Linked DNA regions of Homo sapiens: regions 1 and 3 are each linked to region 2. The links are chromatin loops, found by intact Hi-C in ENCODE. Cell type or tissue: endothelial cell of umbilical vein. All regions are shown on one strand. Each heading gives the region's core, and the rest is flanking DNA. Links, peaks and the distances in the headings are about the cores only.

Region 1 (7,095 bases), core at 1,174-5,173, 65 kb before region 2:
CCATGGAAATTCTTAAACAGAGTTTGGACATATGTTGTTTGATTTTCCCTTCAGCAAACTGGTAAACATTAATCTTGCTAACCACCATATTGCTTATCCCGTCATAAAATTTTAAAAGGTTCTTTTTTGAAAAGTCTAAAGGGAAAAAGGTAACTTGCAAAATAATTCCACAAACTATATAACTAAAAAAAAAAAAACCCCAAAAATGCATGGACATATGAGTGAGTAGCTCTGTATATATTCAAGTAATCCAAGCAGTGTCAGGCTTTCTCACCCGCTGAAACTCCCTGGGAAGGTCAAGCATTCAGAGAACTCAGGTCAGATTACACTGAAAAGAAGGTGGGAAAAGAAATATTTAGCATTTCTAAGGAGAGTGTCAGTGACCTACAGCGGCTAGTTTACTTCTCATTTCCTTGACCATGGTATACAGGGACAAAGATGAGGTAGAGAGGGGAGGAGCTGTGCACTGCTGGCATATTTACAGGAAAATCTTGGGCTGTATCTTGCCATTCAACACTGAGGCTACTGCTAATAGGCAGGGGAAGACAGGAAGAAAATTACCCCTCCTGAATAACCAAGCACTTACATACTTGAGCCTATTAAATTGTCCTATCCATCCTGAGCAGTGGTATTACTGCTTCAGTTTTACTGAGAGAAAACAGGTTTTGAAAGTTTGAGTAATTCGACCGAGATCACACAGCTAATACAAGGTGGACCAGGATTCAAACCCAGATCTGACTGACACTATGAAGCCCATACCTGCCCCCTCAGCTTATTTTAAACTAGAGATTAACTCAAATTAAATTAAATTTGCTTCTACAAATTAAAAAAAATCACTAGAAGGAACCCTTAAAGTGAAGGTGACAAAATGCTGGTAGTCAAAGGCTGCCTAAGGGCACAAGGAGTAAAGTCTTAAAAAATGAAACAACAACCCAACTGTCATTTAATAACAATATTACCTAAGGTCTTTATCATAATCTCACTTTTTAAAAGACAATTCCATGGATTCCAACTAATCTGATCCTCACAAACTACTATGAGACAAACAAATAATATCAACTTTATTTTATAGCCAAGAAACTTGTTACAAGGAAATGGCAGAATGGAGATGAGAATTCCAGACTTCTACAACATCCAGTGTGCTGGAACAGTCCTCCAGTAAGTGTCATAGTCTCAAAGTTTTTAAATCTTACCTTCAAAAAGTTGTTAACAAAGTCAGACCAAATATTCGGTATAATCTCTTCACTAAATTTAGGCTGTGAAGATTTATTTTTTATTCTGAATTCATTAAAGTGTAACCATAATTCTTAAAAGAATAAACAACTCACTTAGGCCTACTGGTTCGTAAGTACAAAATATGTACTGATCACCCACTATAAGAAGAATAGTACCTTAGCTATGATTTTAAGAACATGAAAGGAGGGGCTAAGGGACTTAAATTAGAGCCAAGATTCTTACTCAGTGAGGGGATTTGGTATATTTACTGAATTCTTTTTTTTTTTTTTTTTTGAGACGGAGTCTTGCTCTGTTGCCCAGACTGAAGTGCAGTGGCATGATCTCGGCTCACTGCAAGCTCCGCCTCCTGGGTTCATGCCATTCTCTTGCCTCAGCCTCCTAAGTAGCTGGGACTACAGGCGCCCGCCACCACGCTTGGCTAAGTTTTTGTATTTTTAGTAGAGACGGGGTTTCACCGTGTTAGCCAGGATGGTCTCGATCTCCTGACCTCATGATCCGCCCGCCTCGGCCTCCCAAAGTGCTGGGATTACAGGCGTGAGCCACCGTGCCTGGCCCTACTAAATTCTTATAATTCTATTTTGCCAGATAAATTTCCTATGCTGCTCCTGAACGATGTACCATTGGAACCCCATATACATCCTCTGTCTCTTAAATTAGGAAATGAAAAAAAAAATGGCACTGGTAAAATATATTTCTACCTATTGGTTTTAGTTATGGAGTCAGGGGCTACATAATCAAACTCCAAAAATGGCATCCTAATCATCTATACCAAACAGCTACTGTCTGTAAACAATGATATGTGAGAAGGCAGTGTGTTTCCTAAATGCCTCGGGACTTTATTACTAATGACACAATCACAAGCAGAAGAAAAACCAGACCTGAATTGCACAAGCATACCCAGAGAGATAGTAATACCACAGATATAAATTACAGGCCTCCTCTAAATCAGATACTGTCATCAATCTCACATAGAGCTTCCTGCCCAGTGAAATCTGCCTTAATTGGTTTTCATTCTGTTGTTATTGTTGTTGAAAAACTGAAAGAGAGCGAGCCATCTCAGGCAGCATCATGGGAATTTCAGACACACACACAGACACACAGACACACACACACACGCAAACACACCCACTCCTTTAAAGCTCAAATGAGTGCATCTAGATTTCAAGGAAATACTAACAAGGAACACGTTGAGGGTATTTTCCACTGGTTTAAAAATAAAGCATTCTACCCTTTAAAAAAATAAATCCCCAAATTATAGAAACAGGAAGCAGCAGCTGGATTTATCATCCTTCATTTCCTCTGAGAGTCACAGTAAGGAACTCCCCATTGAGACAGAAGCCATGGAGAGGTTAGCCCCTCCTGCCTGGACCCACATATCCACATGCTGCTGCTGCTGGTCCAACATGGTCAATGGTCGGCCAATTCAAAATCAAACTTGCTTTGTCTTATAAAGCATTCTGTGTCTAAGCCCTGCATTTTGATAAAATGAAAAACCTGACTAGCATTTCAACACACATACATAACTGGTCTTAGAAGGGCCTCACTCTCATTTCTCATGAAGTTGTCTCTTTCCTGGGCTCACCCAGGAGGGCTTTAGGGACCTGAGGACCTAAACACACAACAGAAGATGCAACAGATTCAACAGATGATGATGATAACAACACCCCTGAGGGACTCTGCAGCCTTGATCTAGTGGCTGTACTGGAAGAAAGCAAGAGGGCTGGCTGGGTTCTAGTCTTCTTTCATCCATTTGTGATTATGGTTGAAATACTTAGTCTCGCTCAGCCTCAGTTCTTGTGTCTATGAAATGACAATGAGACCACCTATTTCACAGAGGTGTAACGAGAAGTGAGATGATGAATATGAAATACTTTGTAAATTACACAGAAATAACAACAGACTAGAGTAATAGCAATCTATATACCTGCATAAGGTGGCTTTGCCAGTTTCAAAGCTTTCACAAATATTATTTAGGTTGATCCTTAAAATGATACAGTTGGGTGGGTGGTAATGACATCATCATCATCATCATCATCACTATTATGAATGTTTTATAAATGAGCTAGTGTAGAGGAACATAATGGGAAAGTTGTGTCCTAACTCATTTGCATGAATTCACATCATTTAAAAACATTTCTGGCAACATACGAGTGGTAAGTACATGGCTGGGAGTTATGAAAGCCACTCACATTTCAGGGCTGCTACTCTAGGCAAATCCCTTAACCTCTCCAGGCAACATGATTCATCTATCTGTCACTGGGTTGGTGGGAGACAAACATAAATTAGACCTGGTTCAATCTCTTGAAGAAATCAGTTGGCGCAAGGGGGCTGGTGGTGATGGTGGAAAGAAGTGACATATAAACACATTAATTACAAAACAGTGTTTACTTAAAATATGGAGTATGAACAAAATGCTGTGGGGTCACAAAGTAGGAAATGACTAATTTTGGGGGACTCATGAAATAATTCCTCTAAGTTCTTTGTAAACTGAGAAAAGAAGGAAATCAGACTACAAATTGATCAATGTCCCTTTTGAGGCTAAAACTCTGAGAAAATGAGGCTTAGAAAGGTTGTCAGTAATCTCAATAGACAGTGTGATTCCTCTTCCTCATCTGCTCATAGGCAATACACGATTTAAAACAACTGACTGGCCGGACATGGTGGCTCGCACTTGTAATCCCAGCACTTTGTGAGGTTAGGTGGGTGGATCATCTGAGGTCAGGAGTTCAAGACCAGCCTGGCCAACATGGCAAAACCCCGTCTCTACTAAATATACAAAAATTAGCCAGGTGTGGTGGTCTGTGCCTGTAATCCCAGCTACTCAGGAGGCTAGGCAGGAGAATCGCCTGAACCCGGGAGGCGGAGGTTGCAGTGAGCCAAGATCACACCACTGCACTCCAGCCTGGGCAACTGAGTGAGACTCAGTATCAAAAAAAAAAAAAAAAAAAAAAAAAAGACACAGTGGAAGACAGGAAGCCCAACACCTGAAAGATAGATGGGAAGCCCTTTGGGACCCTTTGTGTTCTGAACGTGATACATGAAAATAGCCTTCCTGCATGAGTAAATGCTGACAGATTTGTTTGGAGGAGTTGAGTTACCCATTCTTCTGTTTCTTACAGACTAACACTTGAATTAAGATGAGCTAGGGTACATGATACAAATTCAGATTCTTGGCCTCCACCCAGACCTATTCCTTTTCTACATGAGCCCCCACAGACCTTCAGAAAATAGCCGTTGACAGGTTGGAATGCAACGAACAGGAAAAGCAAACTATATGCAGCCTGGGAGGCCTTGCTAGCAAGGCTGAGCTGAGATGACTCAGCAGGTTAGAGCTGTGACCGTTCACTTCTGTAGTCATTACTCCAGTTCTTATCCAGTGCCTACTACAAATGCATGCACACAGGCTGGTCATACTCCAGAGCCCATCTAAGAATAACATGGAGTGGCTAACACAACTTGGCACAACACACAGGCAGGTTTTTCCAAAGAATGCCAGCCTTGGGTCCTGGGTGACAACTGGCTCCCAAAAGTTTGGCTGAGAAAGCCAACACACAGGACAGGCATTGTGAGCAAGCAGCAACCTGGCCAGTCACAGTCTACTTTAAATTCCACAAAATCTTGTTCTTTAGAAAGGGAACAGAAGTTGGGGAAAATAGAAAAGGCAGAGTCAGGGGTGGGATTTTGGGGTTGTTTCAGTTAAGTACTATAAACCAGTTTCCAAAGCTATGAAATTACTAACAGGGATAATGATGAATTCCCTTCAGTGATGATAGCGGCTCTACAGCGATGCTCGAGCTTCTGTTTGAGCTGACTGTTGACATACAGCATACTCTGCTTATATTGAGGGTAAAATTCACCTTTGGGCTACAGTGTGTACAGTACCAGATGTCTTGTTCTGTTTAGCATTTTATAAAGAGGAATTGTTCCGCTCATTTTCTTTAGTCAAATAGGGATTTTTTTAAGCCTAAAAGTGATGCTTGAAAGAAGATTCAGATGTGAGAAGTAAACAGCAGTTGGGGGGCAGTTAAAACACCAGGGAACAATGCGGCTGCCCCATAAAAATGTGCTCCCACTTGCATTTACAGCCTTAGCTAAAGCTGCGAAGAAGGACAACTGTTCAAATACAATTGTAGAGAGGTCTTCTCTTCCTTCCCCATTCAATGTCCCTGGTAAGCAGGGGTCAGGTCTCAGCTACCTTTGAAGACCCTACTGCAGGTGTTGAGGTAAGAGGACACTTACTCACTCTCTTCATGTTACATCGCCAAGAGAGAATTCCTTACAATACACCGGGCCTTCCTTGCTGCCCCCTCACTAATTCCTCCTCTTCGTCCTCTTTGAGATTTGCCTGTCTGCAAAGGTCACGAATTCTGGACTCCTCTCCTGCTGGGGGAAAGCAGCTTTCCCCTGCAGGGTACCAGCTTCCATTATTCTGGCATGCCAAGAAAAGGTGGGTAGTTTTATCTAATTCAGGGATAAAATTTCTGGAGGCCTACTTGGCTGCAGACCCAAAGCCATATTCTCCAAAGTGCATCATCAGTAATAAAGATGATATTTTGCAATCTACCAGCCTGACTCCTTTATCTTTCTAACTGGTGTGGAAAGAGGGGTTATTCACTTGGCTCCCTCAAACTTCAATAGTGGGTAGTTTTCCTTGCTTTGTATAGCTCACAGCTTTCAGTGAATATTTATTAAAGATATATGTGCAAAAATGTGGTGAGAGGGAAACAAATCTGTTTGGTTTTATTTGTTCATGAATGAGTATTTGACCATATTCCATCCCATAAAAGTCTTGGGAGGCAGTCCAAAATATGATATCCAATTTCTGTGTGAATTCTTAGAGGGAAACAATTAACATATATTCAAAAGAGAAACAGCCCTATTAAAAATATTATTGATGTCTTAGCACATGGAAATAGGTTTTTGACCCTTGTAGAGCATTAGCCCCTTGAAAAGTTTCTTCAAACTATTTTCTAAGCCAAATGACACAGGTGAAAACTTAACTCTTAAGAGGCTTCTTTTATGTGTGCTGAAATAAATCTGAAGGGCAGCATGACATTTCTTTCCAAGTTCCTTTTCATTTTTACAACCAACTATTTTAAACTATCAATCCTTTATAAAAGGGTTATTTAAAACCTCCAAAATCAAGTACTTCCATGTAAAAATTCGTTTGCCTGCAACTAAAAAATCAGCTGTGCATAGAACTATAACAGCAAGGATACTGGATGGCTTACAAAATGACTTTAACGCGGTCAACATTTTAATTCATCCTCACAACCATTCAACAATCCTGTAAAGTAAATGTTATTACCAACTTCAAGTTAGGGAAAAAACTGTTCAAAAAGTTCAACTCCAAGATTGCCCAATATTACCCAGCTAATTAATAGTAGTGGCACTGGGACTCAAACTTAGGTCTCATAATAAAACTGACGTGTTTTCTACTAAGTCATGACTCTGGATGCTAAGGTGTTTACATCCCTCCCTGCAGCCTTACAGAGTCTGGTCCTAATACCTGTGCAGTGCAGGAGTGGCCAATAGAGCTCCAGGTAAAGCATGTCAGCAAGAACCAAAGGAAATAACCTGGAGCAGACAGAAGAACAAGTTAATTCACTGAGTTCAGATGCCCCTGTCCTCCTGTATTCCTGCAGTCCTTTTAAGGAAGAAAAGTGAATGAACTCATTTCATTTTATTTCCTTCCTCCCTTTCCCCTGGGCTGAACCGAAAAGGCACAGCCCAGGAACCAGACCAGCAGGCAGCTGATATCTCTAAAAACAGTTTCACATCTGTTAAACTACAGGATGCTCCATTAACTCCAAAAAGAGCCTGAAGGTCCAACTTTCTTGAATTCACCAGTGGTCAGAT
Region 2 (7,095 bases), core at 1,212-5,211:
ACTGGAGAAAATGAATCCTACTTCACTACATCATTGAAAGGAGCAAGAAGAGTTTAGCTCTGTTGAAAGGAGTAAAAAAAAAAAAAAAAATACATCATATACACTGTGTAAACAGAACATGACAATCTAAAGGCCAGTTATGATTTCTGAGTTTAAATATCACTAGAATAGAAGGAGACTCTGTTCTTAAATGGGAGATTTGGAGGCTCACAAAAGCTGTTCTACTGTATCTTAGAGCAGAGTGACAGATGCTAAAGAAAGTCCCCAAATAAATTAATAAACTGGGGGGCAAGGAACACACATAGGTATAAAAGTAGAGGCAGTGGCTGGGTGCAGTGGCTCACTCCTGTAATCCCAGCACTTTGGGAGGCCGAGGCGGGTGGATCATGGGGTGAGGAGTTCTAGACCAGTCTGACCAACATGGATAAACCCCATCAATACTAAAAATACAAAATTAGCTGAGCGAGGTGGTGCGTGCCTGTAATCCCAGCTACTCGGGAGGCTGTGGCAGAAGAGTCGCTTGAACCCGGGAGACGGAGGTTGTGGTAAGCCAAGATCGCACCATTGCACTCCAGCCAGGGCAACAAGAGCAAAACTCCTCCGTCTCAAAAATAAAAAAAAAAAAGTAGCTGCAAAACACTATGGTTGTACAGGTCTTTCAAGAATCTCTCTTGACTGGCTGAGTGTGGTGGCCTCCCAGTATTTTGGAAGGCTGAGGTGGGCAGATCACTTGAGGTTAGGAGTTCGAGACCAGCCTGGCCAACATGGTGAAACCCTGTCTCTACTAAAAATACAAAAATTCGCTGGGTGTGGTGGCGTGCACCTGTAATCTCAGCTACTCAGGAGGCTGAGGCAGGAGAATCGCTTGAACCCAGGCGGCAGAGATTGCAGTGAGCTGAGATCACGTCACTGCACTCCAGCCTGGGTGACAGAATGAAAAACCGTCTCAAAATAAAAAGAATCTCTCTCGATTACTTTCTCACTTTTCATGACGTATTTGGCAAGAAGAGGCATAAACACAGCCATCTCACAATTAAATTCAAACTTACGAAGTTCATGTCTATCTAGGAAGGATAAGTTTAATTGTTCAGTTTTCATAGTGCATTTTGGCTACTTAATGCCATGTACTTATTGATTACATGTTTTGTACTCAAGCTGGTAAATTTGTACCACCCTGGTAAATTTTCCTTTCAAAGCAAACTTAATTATGTAGTAAATATGTTTTATGATAAAATTTTCAGCATCAGAATGCTATAGTCAGCATCCCACGTCATGAATGTAAATTCTACACCTAACCCTGACTCCTTAGATGGCTTGGCTACCCGATAAAGTGAAAGCGCGCAGTGTATGTGATACTGTGCTACACAGATTCACTTTTCCTCTGTGCTACAGGGAGAGATCTTCTTTGGCAGAGTCTCACTTTCCTCCCCTCTAGTCATATGCTCACATCCCTTCCTCGGAAATAAAAATTAAGAAGATGCTACTGGCTTTAACAGGGCTCAAACATTTAATTTGAGGCCATATAATGATCCCATCAAACTGATTATTCTCAGCCATCCCACTCCCCTTAGTGTCCTCCCCAAGACTAGAGTTTCACCAGGTAGATAAACAGGCGGTAAAACAAGGCTAGGCTTTCACTGGGGGGAGAAGTCAATCTGAGTTATTCTGGAGAAAGATTGGACCTGCCAGGGAAATAAAGATGCAAAACGTCTGTAGCATAAAACCAACCCTAGTGTTTTATTCTCCTATGAACATTTGAGATGGAACACGATGTGGAAGTGAAAGTATAATCTACCTGGTGAATTTGAGAAAAGTCACTCTCAATTTTACTTTGATGACAAATGGAATTAATAAAGATGCCTGGCTCATATGTTAAAGTACCTTCTGTCTCAGCGAGGAGGCCTGGCTCAGAAACCACAGTGGAGTTAACAAGCCAGACACCAGACTAAACATCTCAGAACTCGCTGCTGTGCCTCATTCCTGGTCCCTACCTTTCCGGTGTGTGCCTGCATCATTAATTCCCTCTGTTTGGCATGGCCTGGCTTTCCCAAAACAGAAACCAAGGAACCGGGGTCCTCTGTTTCAGCAGCTGAAGAGCTGATTTCTGAGCATGGACACTAAGATTCTTTTCTCCTGTCCACCTTACACTTCACCCACAACTCATCTTCTTCCTCTTCCCTACGTCCCAACCCCTTACCCTCCCACCACCCTGCCTCCCAGGACATTTATGTGTATGACCCCAGACCAGTAAGGGAGGAACAAAGAGCTGCTGCTTCAGGCAGCAGCAGCTGGAGGAGAGGGTGGAGAGGGCAGCTGGGGACTCCAGGAAGACTCCCCGAGCACTGGCAGCTCCAGCGCAGCCCGGGGCAGTCCAGCCTGGAAAGCGCCCTAGTGGAGTCCTCGCAGGCGGCTCCGCAGCGCACGCCCAGGGCCTTCCGCCGGCCCGAACCCAGGGCGGCAGCAGCCAGAGTTTGGCAGAGACCCCGGGTGAGAAGCCAGTGGTGGGGGGCGGGCAAGTGAAGCTGCAGCACAGAGCTGGAGATGCAGATCCGACACTAGCAGTGCTCCGTGCCGCAGACTTCCCGACCCGCTCCCTGGACCCAGACCCGACCCCGCGCACCTGGACCAAGCGGCCACCCTGTTCTCTCAGGGCGCTCTCTGGGGACGCGGCTTGGGCGAGCTCCGGAGGCTGGAACCACGGCGACAGGAGACTTCACTCCTCCATCCTGAGACCCGGCAGCACGTTATAGACAGCCGTGCACTTCCTGTTTGAAAACACAGGGGAGAGAAAGAGCTAGAGAGATCCAAGTGTCGGCAGCGGGGAGGAAGGAGTGCAGGGCGGCGGGGAGGCAAGACCAGGGGGTCACCGCTTGCATAACTGCCATGGTGGGCACCCAGCGCTCCCCTGGCCGTGGCGACCCCGCCGCACCGGCTGCCCGCGTGGTGCCGAGGTGGCGCGGCCTCGGCCCGGGCCCCCCCTGCTGGTGGCCTCGCTGCCAGCCACCCGCCCGCCCGCTCGCTCACAGCCCTTCCGTTTGCAGCTGCTGCTCGGGTTCTCCCCTCCCCACAAGTACCTAGATCAATGGACTCCACGCTTCCTCCGCCGGTGCCCAGTGTGATCGGCCTTCTTTTTCTTCCTTTCTTCACCCTCCCAACCCCCACCCCTACCCCCCAGAAAATAATTACCTCGGGGAAGGTGTAAAGACAAGACTGAGCCTTTGCAGGGGAGTAGGGGCTGGATTTATGCAAATTTTTAAAGTTCATAGCCACATCCCAGTATATCCACTACAGCTCAGCAGCTGTGAGAGATTCAAGATGGGAAATTACTTGTCTTGTGCCTCGCTGGCTCAAAAGAGAAAGCGTGCACACAGCTGCCAACACAGAGCAGCCAGGAACTGCAAAACAGTAACAACAACAAAACTACATAGTATCCTCGGTTCCTCCTAGGGTCTCTACTCAGATCAACCTGTCAACCTCATCCTCACAGTCTACCAACATTTATATATACCAATTCCACATGGAGCATAATCGCATGGTGCATTCTTCCAGAAAATGATTCCGTAGTTCTCTGTGCTATGTAATCACAGAGAAGTTCCATAGTCCTGGGATTACATTCATTCATTTTGTTGAACTCTGACTTAAGTGGACTTCAGTACAGTGTTAAAAAGAGTACACAGATGGCTTAAGAATCTGCTGTATGTAGAGTGTGCTGGCTATGGGGATTCGCATTTGTAACCTGCCTGCCCTTACATGCACAGTCTACCAGGTTAAAAAGCGCTTACAGGACTGTCTCTTGACAAACGGCTCCTTTTATTATCAAGCTGTTGGCATTCATGGTTCCATACTCAAAATGGAGAATGTAATACAAACAATAATCATTCTACATATGAAGCTCAGTTTTGACTGAAGCAGAAAGGAACGGATAGATATTAAGCTCCTACTCAGTGCTAGACAACATCTCATTTTAAATCCCTCTTGGCCTTAATATTTTCCAACAGATCTGCAAAAGTCATATTCCCAAGTGAGGAAACAGGGTCAGAGAAATTAAAAAACTGTTCCCATGGCTCTGGCAGAAAGTGGTCAAATGGAGAACTGAATACAGGTCTTTCCTGATTATAAAATCTGTACCATTTCCCCTACACTGCGAATTCCTACAATGATCACAAATTCTTTTTTTTTTTTTTTTTTCTGAGACAGAGTCTCGCTCTGTCGCCCAGGCTGGAGTGCAGTGGCGTGATCTCGGCTCACTGCAACCTCCGCCTCTCGGGTTCAAACGATTCTCCTGCCTCAGCCTCCCGAGAAGCTTAAACTACAGGCACACGCCACCATGCCCAGCTAATTTTTTTGTATTTTTAGTACAGATGAGGTTTCACAATGTTGGCCAGGATGATCTCGATCTCCTGACCTCATGATCCACCCGCCTCAGCCTCCCAAAGTGCTGGGATTACAGGCGTAAACCACCACTCCTGGCCAATGATCATGAATTCTAGGGAGAAAGTCCAGCACAGCAACCATCCTGTGATCCATCCCTTCATCTCTGAATGATCCTGCTACTTACCAGCTATTGCTGTTGTGGTAGGCAGTTTCTTTAACCACCTGAATAATACACACCTTAATTTCTCGGGCAGAGGATACTGGCTTTTTCCATTACCTACTGCTGGCTGTCAGCCTTTCCAGAATTACTTGGTGGCAAAAGTTCAAAAGGTTCTAGAATGGCTACTCATATGCCAAGGTACAAAGTCTGTCCAGTTCAGAACCTAACAAGCTGACTAAAATTCGATTCCTGCATTATTTTTTCTCTAACTGGGGCTCTTTAAGAAAGTGGCAAATGATGTTCACAAAAACACACATGGCTTCAAGTTGACATTCTCTCATTTTCTGTTTCCTTCTGCTATAACACTTAGTTCACAATCACCTGTCAGTAGCATGCTGCTATGAGGCTCCTGACGCAACCAAATGAAAAGGTGATTAAGAGTCTTGTGCACTCACAAAAAAAAGGGGGGGGGTGGTCTTGACAATACTGAGGCCTCCAGACGATGAACTACACCTCACCCACCCTTTTCTCCTCACCTCACAGACTTGAATTGTAGTGCACCCAGATGACCATGGCCTTCAAGTACAAAGGCAGGGGCGGGGAAGAAGACTGCAAGGACCAGTGAGATGCATTCCTGTCCACTAGGCACTCGCAGTCTAAGGAGGGCTTCTTACTAAAAGACTTCTCAAGGGATCTTAGCATCCTTTTAGGGTCTAGCTCTGTTCACCTTTTTCCTTCTCTCAATCCTTTGCTTACCGTGGTCCTGGCAACTCTTCATGTCTTTTCACAAACTTAATACTTCTTCCCAAACAGCTACCACATATTTTCCACAAAGTACTCAGTGTGGGGAGTGGGGATGTGAAGCAGGGCATTTAGCTAGAAACTTCTCTCATTTTAAAAACCCTGTCAATTATTACCATGTTTTTAAGGACACAATTATGTTTTGAAATATCTTTTGGTATCCCTCCTTCATTTTTGTTACTCATTATCTAAGAGCCCAAGGAAAACCTCTGAAGAAAAATATTTAAATTCTTAAGAAAAGGCAAAGGAAAACTTAAACCTGCAGAGCCTTTGTTTTTTATATTTGGGACTCATGCGATTAGACTATCTAACTTCTTAAAATCTCTCTTAGGAAAAATTCAAAGTCATTAATCTAAAAACAGTTAACAGTAGACTATTCCTATTTTGTCCAAGTACTGTACTGAGTGATAATTTAATGATATATAGGAGAGTTTGTATGGTTTAATAGGTAACAAAATACAGAAGAGCATTTGGTGGGAGACTAACAATGGTATTCGCCTATGCTGCTATGTCCACACCCAAATGTCTAATACTCTCCCCTCCAGAGCAGTGGCCAGCTGTGGGGGAAGGGCAGCCACATTTCTCTTTCTTAGGCTCCCTATAAACCCAAACCCTCCTCCTTATCAAAAATATTTATTAACATTCACTCTGTACGACTCCCAAAGTTTACAGTTTGGAGAATACAACACAGCCCCTGACATTTCCTAATCCTAACTACCATGAGGCCTGAACACCATCTCATACTTTCCCCTGGTCAGCTATTCGCCCGCTCCTTCTGTGTTTCATGCAGAAGTGTTTCTTTCTCATAGCCGCTGTTATGCTTTTGTGTGTGTGTGTGCATGCGCACGTGTGTGTGTGCACGTGTATGTATATATATTAAAATCACAACCTCATAAAAAGAAAAAATGCGCTCTCAGGTAGGCACAAATTATGCCACAAAAGATTTTGGAAAAATGTGGAAGGTTCACTTTGAAAGTCTCCACTCCCTAAGTACCATAATCCCCAGATGAAGAGACCAACACTGTGAAAGCCATTTTAGAAGCTCCAAATTCAGTTTCAAGAAATAGCTTTTCTGAGGACTAATGGGTGTGGAGGAGGAGATGATAAACTCATCTCTAAAAAACAATGCTGCTTATCTTTCTTCATCTTAAGAAAGATCTTAGTTTGGCGGTTAAAAATGTTTGCCACAAGCAATTCTCTGTGTGAATATCAGGAGTCCTGGTGATTATTACACATGGATTTTACAAACAAGAAAATAAAAAATGACAAGCTGTCTGGTTGCCAAAGAGATGACCCTCTGCACTATCAGCCTTCACAGCAGTGTCCCTACCTTGTCTTCACCTCCGGGGTAGCACATGCAACAGGATTTTCTGGGAAGGAGGTCTCTGGCACTCACATTCACTTCCTGGTCTCTGCAAAACCTGAACCATGGCTTTCAAGGAAGCCTTTCGCAGAGCCAACTGGCTGGCCTGATTGGCATTTACCCATAGAGGATTATTAGCCATCTTTAAAGAACCAGAGTAAGTGTCATTTCACATGACAAAATGCAGCAAGGGGTCGCAAATCATGTTTAAAAAAAAATATGCCTGTAAGATAGTTTCCTGATTTTGAGAAAGCAAGAAGGAAAGCACTACTTAAAGCACCCCACAGCATGACTTAGAAGATCCAACCACCAGGCAGGTAGGGCCAGGGTGGCTACAGGCCTGAGCTGGTATCTCTCTAAGCTCAGTGCTCCAATTTCCTCAGCTTCCAAACACACA
Region 3 (7,095 bases), core at 1,154-5,153, 110 kb before region 2:
CCTGAGTAGCTGGGACTACAGATGCATGCCACCATAGCTGGCTAAATTTTTTGTAGAGACAGGGTCTCACTATGTTGCTGAGGCTGGTCTCAAACTCCTGGGCTCAAGCAATCCTCCTGCCTCAGCTTACCAAATAGCTGGGGCTACAGGTGCATACTGTTGTGCCTGGCTCATTTTTTTTTTTTAGTTTTTGTAGAGACGGGGTCTCACTATGTTGACCAGTCTTTGTTTCTCAGTCTTTTCTTCAATCCAATTGAATTAAATTGAATTATCTCTTCATGGTTGTCTTCCTCAGTAGATTATGAGATCTTTAAGGTCAGAGACCAAAAACAATTAATTTGCATAGAACTTGACATAGAGTCTGCCACCTACCAGCCTGACCAGTGTGGTGAAACCCCGTCTCTACCAAAAATACAAAAATTAGCCGGGCATGGTGGCACCTGCCTGTAATCCCAGCTACTCAGGAGGCTGAGGCAGGAGAATCACTTGAACCCGGGAGGCAGAGTTTGCAGTGAGCAGAGATCTTGCCACTGTACTACAGCCTGGGCGACAGAGTGAGACTCTGTCTCAAGAAGAAAAAAAAAAAGAAAAGAGTCTGCCACCTAAAGGCATTTAATTAGCATTTGTGAAAGAAATAGTAGTCCAGTTGGTAATTTCCCCACTGCTTGCAAGACCTCACAAAAGGCCTTGTAATAAAAACAATTAAATCTCATGTGACCCAGGTGTGTCAGGAATGCCTTCCTATTCTGCTATGTGGATGAGTTTTGCTAGTTTTCAAGGTTTAGTCAAGGCAAAGGAGATAGCTTGTCTCCTACGATTAGCGAGTCATCTGCTAGCCTGTGGAGGGACAAACAGGTACGATACTCCTTCGTCACTCATCACAATGGTCATGGCAGACACTTCTATAACAAAAGACAAGTTAGCAAGAGAAAAGCATGACAAATTTATTTAACAAAGTTTTAAATGACATGGGAGACTTCAGAAATGAAGAACCAAAGACCCAGGAAAAGCTGGGTATTCTTATGCTTAGGTTTGCTGACAAATGGACAGTCACGTAGAAATGAGATTGGACAACAAGGGTATGCTGCAATAATGGTAATCAACTGAGGGGAATGCAGCAAGGCCTGTCTGTTCTGCTTCTTCTTGGCCCCCTATGTAGCTCTGGGTATAGCACAAGACACTTGTCACATGAAGGTCTTCAGGGAAGAGGGGAGAATGTCAGAGAGTGACATTTCTAGGTTTTATGGCCTGCTTCAGGGGAGAGGAGTTAGAATTTCTATGACCCATCTTGAGGAAGACTTATTCTGGTTTTATGAGTTGCTTCAGGGGAGAAAGAGAGTCTGGAGATAGGAGGGTGGGAGAAGGTCGGAAATATGTTGCTTCTGAGGCCCTTGCAATCTCCTTCAGTTCAAAGTACTCAGCATGCCAAAGCACCACACTTTAGGGCACTGTGTTTTGAGCCCCAACACCAGTAAACTCCTCCTTATCTTAGTTATGGGGGGGAGTCTGGCCTGTAACCCTCTCGGACCCATCTCTGCTAGGGACCACCAACTGATCAGGATATTTGTTTCTCAAACACATATGCATCCATTTCCGCAAGCTCAAACACCCTCTGGACACTAATCTTTTCCAAAAAAATGTAGATAAGCATTGCAAAATCATTCGGAAGAGGAGGACCAACAGTTATAACCCTCTCTGAGTAACCTGCTCCCTACGACCATATGAGGAAAGGAGGTGAGCAGACGGGACAAGGACTCACAATTTAGACCTTTACAAGATATCCCAAATGGCTGTTACCTTGCTCTCTGTCTCCTCAGGTTTCTGCTGTCCTCCTCTTCGATCTTCCCTCTGAGATTCCTTTTCTAATGATCCCATCCCTTTGCCTCAGAAATCAGTCCCATTCTCAAAAAGAGAAAGTGGTCCCAGTTGCTGCTGTCTCTTCTTATGAAGTGCAAAGATGAATGCCTTGGGCTTCTGCTGAGTGTTAAAGGCAGATTCCCTTGGCTTATCCTTCTGCTGACTCTAAAGTGGGAGGAATGTGGCTACCCCTGTAGTGGAACTTCTTGAAATGCTTTTCCCCCTTGGGCAGTGAGGGCTGATGGCTGAGGCCAATTTCCTCCTGAAATACCTAAGGACAAATATTTCCCCATAATCAGTATTGCTCATCTTTCAAAGACAATGGGGGTCAGTAACACAGGAGCAAAGTATTTTTCAGGCTTTTTAAATTTTTGGAGCTGAAATATCACTATGTTGCCCAGAACGGCCTCCAACTCCTGGGCTCAAGTGATTCTCCTGCCTCAGCCTCCTGAGTAGCTGGGATGACAGGCATGTACTCTAGCCCCATGCCTGGGTTTTTTTTTTTTTTCCCAGCATATTAATATGTTCTTCACTTCACCCTATTATATCATTGTGGTAAAGGAGTTTCTGTTGTCTTCCTGGCCCTTTTCAGTTCAAAAGTCTGTCAGTTGAGAATGTTTGTTTACTTCCTACCACAGAGTTTTTTTTATCCTAAAAGCTCTCCCTAGATGGAGTGGGGGTGGGGAGGATCTCCCTTATCCTGCCAAGCAAACTAAATAGAAACTTGAAAGTTTACATATAACTGGAGTGGGGTGGCTCAGATGCCTGTAAACCCAGCACTTTGGGAGGCTGAGATGAGAGGATTGCTTGAAGCCAGGAGTTCAAAACCAGCCTATGCAACATAGCGAGACCCTGTTTTTTCCAAAAAAGACAGAAAGAAAGAAATTAGCTAGGTGTGGTGGCACACACCTGTAGTCCCAGCTCCTCAGGAGGCTAAGGCAGGTGGATCGCTTGAGTCCAGGAGTTCAAGGTTACAGTGAGCTATGATCATGCCACTGTACTCCAGCTTGGGTGACAGAACAAGATCCTGTCTTTCTCTAAAATAAAAATAAAATAAAGTAAAATAAAAACAATAAATAATTTTTAAAAAATTTTAAAGAAGTTTGCATACAGAATTAGCAAGATAATTATAAAGGCTATGTTTATGGATTTGTAATTGCCTAACAGGTTCTTACCCACTGCACAGGTAAATGCAATTCACTGAGACAGTATTATTGCAGTAAAGAGTTTAATTAACACAAGGCCAGCCAAGCAGAACTGAAGTTATTACTCAAATCAGTCTCCCCAGCAACTCAGAGGCCAGGGTTTTTATGGATAATTTGGTGGGTAGGGAGCAAGGGAAGGGGTGCTGCTCATAGGTTAGGAATGAAATCACAGGGGTGTGGAAAACAATTACGTGCACTGAGTCAGCCTCTGGGTGGGGCCACAGGACTGGCTGAAGCCTGAGCCTCAGGTCTGGGTGAGGTCAATCAGTTGCCAGAATGTAAAAATCTGAAAAGTATCTCAAAAGACCAATTTTAGGTTCTACATTAGTGATGTTATCTACATGAGCAACTGGGGAAGTCACAAATCTTGTGACCACATGACTCTGACCACATGACTCCTGAGCAGTAAGGATTATATAAAATATGCCTGTAGTTTAGCAGAATTCAGGCCCCTCCCATAATCTTAATCTTGTGGTCTCTCAGTCTTACAAAGGTGGTTTCAGTCTGTTAATAAAGAGATTACTTTTAGAAAAGGACTATTATCATCTTGCTTTAAAGTTAAACTATAGGCTGGGAGTGGTGGCTCATGCCTGTAATCTCAAGCACTTTGGGAGGCCGAGATGGGAGTATGGCTTGAGACCAGCAGTTTGAGACCAGCCTGGTCAACATAGCAAGACCTCATCCCTATTTAGTTAAAAAAAAAAAAAAAAAGGTAAACTATGACTATATGACTAAATTCCTCCCATGGTTAGCTTGGTCTATGCCCAGCAATGAGGAAAGACAGCCAGGCTGTGAGGCTAGAAGCAAGATGGAGTCAGCCATGCTAGACTGGTCTCGCTATCATAATCTCTGCAAAGGTGGTTTCAGATTCAGGGCCTTGCTCTACAAAATGTCCTTAAAAATATGATGCCTTCAATTTCAGAGGAAATAGTGAGATTTCTAAACAACATGTGACTTTTTGCCTAGGAGCTAAAAGCTTTCAACTCCTCTTCTTCCATCACGCTATCTGCAAGATGAAAGGAACCAATCTACGATTTCTAGCAGATTCTTGGAATTTGTAATTCAACTAATGCCTACCAAATATCTGCCATGTGCAGTACTGGGTGGTGAAAATGCAATTTTGTATCATTTAGGCATAATTCTCATGGTATCTACAACCTTGCTTTGAGCAATAACATACTAGGACAAAGGTTAACACAAATAATATTATTTCTTTTGCCATGTCAACCTAACAGCAAAAGAAGAAAACATTTCTCCAAAATGACTTATCCGAAAGACCCTAAGCCTTACTGGAGATTCTCAAGGAATAAGTCACTGTGGTTCAGAAGTTAATGGAAAAGCATTCCAAATTCCTTCTGTTCTTTCCTTCAATAGTGACTTCACTTAACCTTGATAGTGACAAAGAGACTTCGTCAAGGAAAAACAACTGTGAAAGGAAAAAGGAATTTGAAGAGTAATTCAATCTTAACCATCCTTTCAACTGGAAATTTGAGCTTATAAACAGTGCCAGAAAAATGTGTTAGAGACATAGCTGGAAAAAAAATGTAACTTTTTCTTAAACTCCTGCAAATGACAGAATTAGTCATAGGAATCAAAAAGGGAACAATCTCTGAGGGAGAAACACTGCTATTTCACTAGTGGGTCTTCAGAAATACCCTAACTTTCCACTCATCCCTGTTCTAAGAAATCATCTACCTCCACTGGAAAATTCCAGGCATAGGCAAAATAGTCTATTTAACTTGCATTATAATGTAAAACATCATTTGCCAGAGTAGTTACATCGCTTATCCAGATATTCTTTTCTTACCTAACACATTATTACCAAAAATATTCTAAAGTCTTAGATGCATTTGCCCTTCTCTCTTCATTTTAACGTCAGATTCTAAATGAAATTTGCATCAGCATACATACAAATGAATGTTTTAGAAGTTAAGTTATTCTTCATAATTTTCTATTTGTCTGAAATACAAGTTGTTATTTTTGTTGTTGCTGTTTTACCTCTCAGGAAATGGTGTCACCTGGTATGTGTTGATCAAAACATAAATCTAGTTGACATTCTTGATTTCTCTTTCTCACCTTCACTTGAACCTCCCAGGTTCCAGCGATTCTCCTGCCTCAGCCTCCCAAGTAGCTGGGACTACAGGCGCCTGCCATCATGCCCGGCTAATTTTTTTTGTATTTTTAGTAGAGATGGGGGGGTCTCACCATGTTGGCCAGGCTGGTCTCGAACTCCCAACCTTGTGATCCGCCCGCCTCAGCCTCCCAAAGTGCTGGGATTACAGGCGTGAGCCACCCTGCCTGGCCATATTTGCATTTTAAAAGAACATTGTATAATATACAGATAAGTGGTAAAATGTATGCTAATAATTAAAAAAATTTTTTTTTATTTAGAATGCTATTTGGTAACCAATTAAAAACACTGTGACAAGAGAAAGAATGAGGGAGAAAGGATAAAACTTTTTATTTTAGAAAATGGCTTATTTGGCTTGGTGCGGTAACACACACCTATAATCCCAGAGCTTTGGGAGGCAGAGGCAGAAGGATCGCTTGAGGCCAGGAGTTTGAGACCAGTCTGAGCAACATAGCAAGGCCCTGTCTCTACAAAAAAAAAAAAAAAAAAAAAAAAAAAATTAGCCCCTCGACATGCTGTTGCCTGCCTATAGTTCTAGCTATTGGGGAAGCTGAGGTGGGAGGATCCCTTGAGGGTAGGAGTTTGAGGCAGCAATGAGCTATGATTGCACACTGCACTCCAGCCTGGGCAACACAGCAAGACCTTGTCTCTTAAAAAAAAATTTTTTTTTAAAGAAAGAAACTGACTTCTCTAACCTCTAACTTGCTTCTAGCTATAGTCTGCAAGCTGTCCCAAGGGGCTTTCTTTAAAGGGACCAAAGCTTCTAACCACCTCCAAAATTATCAAAGTACATTCGGAATGTACTGTGTTGAGTATTTTCTCCAGTCTGGTATCACTTTTCTTTAATATTAAGATTGACTTGTTAACCAAACCTTCTCAAGGTGGAATAGCAGCACAAAGTTTGAGAGGAGATTGTTCTCTGCTTGCTCCAGGCTGAAACCAAGGATTATCCAGACCAGAACAACTTGGTAACCACAGGTTAGATATGCAAATTTAAAGTTTAACTTTATGCAAACAGTGCAACACAATCCAGGGACAAGGTCCATAAAGAAAGGTCCTGACACCTTTGCCTTTTTGTGTCTTGATGACTCTGGATCATTGAGACCTTTAGGTTTTGGCCTCCATGAAGAGATATCAGAAAAATAAAAAATGCTTTCTTTTCCTCTTGGCCCCATGGCACAAAGTTAGCCAGCCAACAAAAACGATTAACAGAGCTTCCTAAGCACAAAGCCCTGAGGAGGGAAATAGAATGGAGTGAGAAGGCATTTCACCTGGGGCTGCATGATGGCTGGTAGAAATCCTGGGATGTGAAGTCACAAGCTCACTTCATATCAGCTGTGTGACCTTAAGCAAATTCCCCTGTCTAGGCTTCAGTTTTTTCATTTATAAAGTGGGATCAATGATATTTGCCCTGCCTGCCTAGTAAGATTGTTGTAAAAATTAAGACAAGATCTTTTATGGGAAAGTGCTTTTTAACAGTAAAAACATGCAGAAAGGTATAAGATCTAGAATGATGCATTCTGGAAAGCATTTTCAAATTAATGCATTCAGTTATTTAACAGATGTTTATTAAGCACCTACAACAGGCCAGGTTCTATTCTAGGTGTTGGAGATAAATCTGGGAACAAAAATAAATAAATATCTCTCTTTTTATAGAGTTTGTAGTTAGCCAAGGAAAAAAATTATGGGAAAAAAGTAAGAGTGAGGCTGCAATTTTAAATAGGATGGTGTGGCAGATTGTTACAACAGTGGTCCCTCATAAATCATGCCTTCTTATGTCCGCACACCCTCAAAAATGGGCTCTGTTGTTCCTAACTTGCCAGTCAGGAGCCAAGGGCCTGAGAGATCTTGAAGCTTCCACTTTTTTTTTTAAGGTACAGGGTCAGCTGGGCACAGTGACTT

Evidence for each region. Peaks named below come from ENCODE experiments on the same cell type or tissue, not always from the same donor. Only the 100,000 strongest peaks of a DNase experiment are listed, where the experiment ranks them.
Region 1: a loop joins it to region 2, with 5 times the contacts of the local background. A loop is called at or near these places in 29 of 110 quality-filtered maps.
Region 3: it touches region 2 in a loop (7-fold over the local background); 12 of 110 quality-filtered maps call a loop at or near these places.

The regions. Positions count from the first base shown.
Region 1 is chr1:89,904,280-89,911,374 of GRCh38, reverse strand. All of the region lies in intron 2 of LRRC8D (leucine rich repeat containing 8 VRAC subunit D), which reads right to left. Among named protein-coding and RNA genes, the nearest start is that of LRRC8D-DT, 86 kb to the right of the region's middle. RefSeq lists enhancers at 4,168-4,771, 4,772-5,373. In endothelial cell of umbilical vein, for the core only: no CTCF peak of the experiment used is centred there; DNase peaks (open chromatin) are centred at 2,454, 3,534 and 4,474; H3K27ac peaks cover 3,404 bases.
Region 2 is chr1:89,839,308-89,846,402 of GRCh38, reverse strand. It overlaps LRRC8D (leucine rich repeat containing 8 VRAC subunit D), which reads right to left. Exons shown (of 3, transcript NM_001134479.2): 2 at 2,621-2,765. Among named protein-coding and RNA genes, the nearest start is that of LRRC8D-DT, 21 kb to the right of the region's middle. RefSeq lists silencers at 2,796-3,015, 3,539-3,833. In endothelial cell of umbilical vein, for the core only: a CTCF peak has its summit at 3,008 (motif pointing left); DNase peaks (open chromatin) are centred at 2,302, 2,762 and 3,032; H3K4me3 peaks cover 1,628 bases; H3K27ac peaks cover 1,118 bases.
Region 3 is chr1:89,949,571-89,956,665 of GRCh38, reverse strand. No RefSeq gene overlaps it. Among named protein-coding and RNA genes, the nearest start is that of ZNF326, 42 kb to the left of the region's middle. In endothelial cell of umbilical vein, for the core only: a CTCF peak has its summit at 3,277; no DNase peak of the experiment used is centred there.